Regions from separate parts of the Homo sapiens genome. Here region 2 is linked to region 1. Evidence: chromatin loops called from intact Hi-C (ENCODE). Cell type or tissue: breast epithelium. All regions are shown on one strand. Each heading gives the region's core, and the rest is flanking DNA. Links, peaks and the distances in the headings are about the cores only.

Region 1 (2,925 bases), core at 220-2,719:
TTCAAAATCCTGTCCATTATTCTCTATAGCATGACTGGGATGAAGCTCACCCTAAGAGCCAGCATGTAATGGTATGTAATGGTATTTAAGGGATGAGTGGCTCAAGTGGGGACTGGCTGAGGAATGTGGATCTAATTCTATAGGTCTCTCACTCCTATAATCTTGATGAACTACAAGATGCTAATTGTTTTGAAAAGGAAGTACTAAAGTTTGTCAGTGAAAATTTAATTAGGGCTACTATCAGTATCATTCTTATGAGCTTTCATTTTAATGTACATTCCTGAATTGGACCTAAAAGTGGTTCAATTCCCACAAACTGCACATGACTTGAAGCCTATCTCTTTTATGCCATAGACTATAAAAATAGCCAAGTCTGCCTACAGAAATGTTTCACAAATGTGAACCCCATGTTTGCAGTGTATGTAATGCAGAAACAAGTAGAGTCGCTTTTTTCTGCTATCAAAGATGATCTATGCATTATAGCTTTGTCCTAGAGAGGATTTGAGCTTTAAATCAGGTCTAATGATGCTTCATGCAAGTGAGAATGAGAGAAAGAAAAATGCAGGCAAAACTCATCTTTTTGTCAGGAACCCACTCCTCAGAAATCGTCTCCACTGGGGAAACTGGATCTGACTCCTAGGAGTTTGTTTCCCCCTGTACTAGGAGCACGAATGTTCTTATAGTTGGGTAGTTTCCCTGGGGCCCCTAGATCTTTGCACATGTGGCTGCTTTAATTATTCTGGACCCTTCATGTTCACCTGAGCTAAACTAGGTATTCAAAAACCTATTACAACACTCTCTCTTATTGTTCCCTTGATCCATATCACTAGGTAAAAATGACCTTTTTAAAATTTGTTTTCTTGTTTATCATGTTTCTTTTCTTTTCCACTATAAACTACCAGAATGAAGGGTCCTTGTCTGTCTCGCTCATCACTGCATTCTCATGCCTAGAACAGTGCCTGGTACATAATAAGGGCACAATAAATATTTGTTGGAAAAGAGAGGGTAGTTCCTGAGAGTGGCATGCTGTGGGCTTAGAAATCTTCTCCACACCTTTTCTTCTAGTAGACTTTGTTCTTGGTGACTCCACAAAAAGATTAGGAAGAAGTGAGCTGCCTAACTCTCTCTCTCTCTCAGGGAATTAATTATTAGGGTTGGGACCTCTTAGTAATCAGGAAATCCTTGAAGCATTCAAAGTACAGTTGTCTATGCTATGAAAAACAACGCATCAAACATAAAAACTAGTACATTTTATATAACAAAAGCTGACAAAAGACAATAGTGATGGTTAAAATAACAAAATCTTAGACTTGGTAGAAAGTTTAGGGAGAATGTAGTTTCCTCATTTCAGAGATGAGGAAATTGAGTCTTCCCAAAGTTTTAAATGACATTACAGAACCCATGCAGCTGGGTTTGTGAACAGCCAGGGCTAGAACGTATTAGCATTTCTAATCCCAGCCTGATCTTTCTACTTTACACACATAAATGCCTTCTTCATATGAGAACTTCAAAATAATAATTCAATTCACCAATAGATAAAAATTCTAGATATGGGGGAAGTACATTGCATTTAAATAATATTACAGAAGACAATGTCTGATGAAAATGAATCCACATTGTCTTCTTCCCTATAATACCTCTGTGATTATCCATTTGGCTAACAGTACACAATGTAATTCAGTGCTTCAACATCTAATTTTCATAAATCACCATGTTTGTTGCTGGGAAAGATAAAAAGAAAAGGAAAAAGACGCTATTCCTGATCTCAGACACATAGAACTAACTACAATGGAAGGCAGTGCTATAATGAAAGCATAAAATAGGTGCTATTCTAGTGGGTTTTGTGCTGCTATAAAAGAATATCTGAGACTGAGAAATTTATAAAGAAAATAAATTTATTTCTCACAGTTCTGGAGGCTGAGAAGTCCAAGGACGTGACAGCAACATCTCCTCAGCATCTGGTGTGGCCCTTCTTGCTGTGTCATAACATGGCATAAGGGTAAGTTAGCATACAGAACAGAGAGAGAAACTGAGGCTGAAGTCATCCTTTTTATTGGGAATCTACTCCTGAAATAACGAATTCACTCCTAAGGTAATGGTGTTAATCAATTTATGATTAATGAATTAATCACCTCTTAAAAGTCCCAGCTCTTAATATCATCACAATGACAATTGAATTTCAGCATGAATTTGGGAGGGTCCACTCAAACCATAGCAGGTACACGGAAGTGGGTATCATTGATCTGCACTGGAACACAGAGGAAGGTTTTTCACTGAGGACGATTTCAACAAGAGGAGAAAAGACACTGCAGATGGGAAAATAACAAGGGCAGAAGTTCAGAGGTCTGAAGATGGGCATGGATGTTCAAAGAACCAGAAAGGTGTGCAGAAGATACTTGTTCTAGAAAAGAAAGTAGAAGGCCTCAAGGTGGATAGTAGAAGACCTTCAGGCTTATATTAAATTTTTTTTCTAATTCTTTTTGGAGATCTCTGAGTTTTTGGGTAGGGGACTAACATAATCACACGTGTATTTTAATGAAATAATTCTGGCATAAAATTCTGGGAAGAAAGCAGCTGCAGCTGGAGGGATCAATGAGGAGCCCAGGTGAGAGAAGATGAGGTTCTGAACCTGGGAAGTACCCAAAGCAATGGAATAGAGTCACAGATGGAAGACAATGTGTGAGTCTGTAAACCACACAGGGACAGGGAGGAATCAAAAGTACAAGAGACAAAGAGTTAACTGTCAGAGAAGATCCTGGGGCAGTGAAGATCAAGGTGGTATCTCTGGAGAGCAGTTTTTCTTGTTAAGCCAGTTGGCAAACTGGGCCAAATGGAGGTAGGAGATCTTCTCAGGTGGAGATGGGTAGGCACACCCAGGGGGCTCATGGAGGCTGTCCTCTGTTTCTCAATAAGAGGGAAATAAGA
Region 2 (2,925 bases), core at 237-2,736, 430 kb before region 1:
CACTGGTTCAATTCATGTCTGACATAAAATTAATAGCTATTAACACTTAGTACAGAAGGTAATTAGGATGCTTGAATACATGACAATTTTTCCATCAAACAATGAAACCTGAACTACATTTAGATGTGAATAGAGTGTCTAGCAGGTTATTTACAGCCTAGGGGTGCTGCATCTACCTGTCAGTGCACTAGAGCCGGCAAACACAAAATGAATTGGAACCTCCTTCTGTAGCAATACAGTCTCATTTCTACTAGATGTGACTAACTGCATCCAAATCACATTTTCCAAAACATATTCTCAGCATCTGGCCCAGCTCTTAAAAGTTTTGTCTATGTCAAAGCAACAACTGTCATAGTCCCTACTGTCTTCTTCTTTAGATTGTGCTACATGAAGGATTTGATGAAAGTCTTACTCAAATATGCCGAGCATGCTCTCTGTACTAGCCATGAATAGTATTTAGAATAAAACATTTGTATAAAACAGGGGTGTGCCAGCTTGTCAAAAATATTCATGACAAGACAGGGTTTGAGGTGAATTCAGATTTCGACACAAGAAGTTTCCTAATTGTGATAGCTGAGAAAAAGAACTACAAACCAAATTTAAAAACAGAGAAAAGGCCGGGCGTGGTGGCTCATGCCTGTAATCCCAGCACTTCCGGAGGCCAAGCTGGGTGGATCACCTGAGGCCAGGAGTTCGAGACTAGCGTGGCCAACGTGGTGAAACCTCGTCGCTACTAAAAATGCAAAAATTAGCTGGGAGTGATGGCAGGCACCTGTAATACCAGCTACTTGGGAGGCTGAGGTAGTAGAATTGCTTGAACCCGGGACACGGAGGTTGCAGTGAGCCAAGATCGTACCATTGCACTCCAGCCTGGGCAACAGAGCGAGACTCTGTCTCAAAAAAAAAAATTTGCTGACTCTCTCGAATACCCTTAGAATGCAAAGAAAAGGAAAACTGCAATTTAAAAAAACCAATTCCAATGAATCAAAAGTTGAATACCAGAGAAATATTACTAAGATGTGGGAGAAACATTCCAGGAGAGAAGGAAATGTCTCATACATGCCAAGGAACTCCTCTGTCATTCAAACAGTCCAATCCCAATAGCCCTAAAGACTATAAAATTCAGCCAAGTCCCATCCCTGATCATGTGACAGGAAATTATGAAAGGAAATGGCTACTTACCACAAAGGGGGTTGGCGTTATATCAGAAAAGAGGTACACAGGAATCCCCTGACTGATAAATGTGGTTGCAGCAAGTCGGGCAAACCTGAGAATGCAGAGTGACAGGGAAGAAAAGGAGAGTTGAGTGATCAGGACTGTGAGTGATGGAAAGAAGGAAATGAATGCTGAATGTTCTTTAGGGTGAATGCAGCATCCAGATCAAGGACAGCATTTATTATAATCTTTACCCTGGCATGGGACAGTAAAGCTGGAGGACTCTCAGGAGTCATCTCATTTCACTCTTTTGTTTTATAGAAATGGCACTAAAGCCAAGAAAGGTCAGGCCCCTTTCCCCGGTTCTAACAGCCACTTAGTGGCAGAGCCAGGCTGCTTCCTGGCCTTTCAGCTCTCTGTCTATCTCAGTGGTTCTCAGCCAGGGCAAGTCTGCACCTTCTCCTTCCAGGCATCTGAAATGTCTCGAAACATTTTTGCTTGTCATGCTGGGAAATGGAGAGAGTTGCTACTGGCAGCTAGTAGGGAGAGGTCAGGGGTGCTGCTGAACACCTTACAATGTACCCTACAACCACAACAAAAGATCATCCAGCCACTGTGCAGTCACATGTCAACAGTGCAGAGGCTGAAAATCCCAGCCTAAGCCTATCACAATCCAGCGTACACCACACAGACTGGAATTTGATTAGAGATTGCTTTATTTGAAATATAAAGACATCCTGGAGTACGCATGTGTGTATACACACACACACACACACACCCATACACATATATACATCTTGGTTCCAATCAGCCTTTGAAAGAAAACTTAATTCTTTGACATTTTTCTCAACTTCCACAGAAACTTGCTTAGGGTAAGACGCAGAAAATGGCATCAAATCTTCCTTCAAGCTGGTGTAAAATACGTTACCACAAATAAATGAGCGATTTACTTAGAATGAACAACATTATACCACCCCTGTGAGTTAAACAATCAGATCATTCTTACTCTCCCCAAATACTTCTTGGGCACTAGCTTCGCCGACACTATTCTGAAGGCTGGCTGGGGCACAAAGAGCAGATCGCCACTCTCTCTCTCTGTTACAAATGTGCACAAAAAAATGCAATGCGTTCTCTGCATATACTTAACAGTTACTGCTTACGTTCCCCACCAGATATTTAAAATTGGAAGATTAAAGGATAAACATCTCCTCGGGCGAAATTCAGAAACTGCAATAGTTTCCAACTCCTTACGAAGATTCCATTCACTCATCATGAATATTTTACCATGTGTTGGTTAAACACTTACATTATGATCTCTAAATGTCTCACGCGTTACAGGTGATAGAGAGTAGCCTTGAGTTCCACTCCATCCCATCCCATCAAACTCTGAGACTTGAACCATAAGCTTAAATCAGTAACATCACTCACTTTAAGGAAATGATACGGCTCCAAGGCCAGGGCAAAAAAATCTGTACCTTAATTGATAATGTTAACATATCTCTGAAGGTTGTATCAACCAGAAGCAGGGCAGTCAGCCCAAAATGAAGAAATTTACGCAGCTCAGCAGACAGACTTAGCCACATACGTGCACTTTGCATGCTCTGAGCAAAGGATCTGACTTGCCCTGGGGCGGCAGAGGAACACGGTCACGATTTAGTTCTGATTGTACATCCACTAACTGTAAATGACAAGCTGATATGCTGGTTTATACCACATCATTCTCTTGTGAATGTAGTTCATGTGCATCTATCCCCCAGAGCTATAACTTTT

Evidence for each region. Hi-C counts contacts between places; a loop is a spot of excess contacts. Peaks named below come from ENCODE experiments on the same cell type or tissue, not always from the same donor. Only the 100,000 strongest peaks of a DNase experiment are listed, where the experiment ranks them.
Region 2: a loop joins it to region 1, with 18 times the contacts of the local background. A loop is called at or near these places in 1 of 110 quality-filtered maps.

What each region holds. Positions count from the first base shown.
Region 1 is chr4:37,401,208-37,404,132 of GRCh38, reverse strand. The region is part of intron 3 of NWD2 (NACHT and WD repeat domain containing 2); the gene reads right to left. Among named protein-coding and RNA genes, the nearest start is that of PGCKA1, 51 kb to the left of the region's middle. In breast epithelium, for the core only: no CTCF peak of the experiment used is centred there; no DNase peak of the experiment used is centred there.
Region 2 is chr4:37,835,871-37,838,795 of GRCh38, reverse strand. It overlaps PGM2 (phosphoglucomutase 2), which reads right to left. Exons shown (of 14, transcript NM_018290.4): 4 at 1,183-1,267. Among named protein-coding and RNA genes, the nearest start is that of PGM2, 11 kb to the right of the region's middle. In breast epithelium, for the core only: no CTCF peak of the experiment used is centred there; no DNase peak of the experiment used is centred there; H3K27ac peaks cover 557 bases.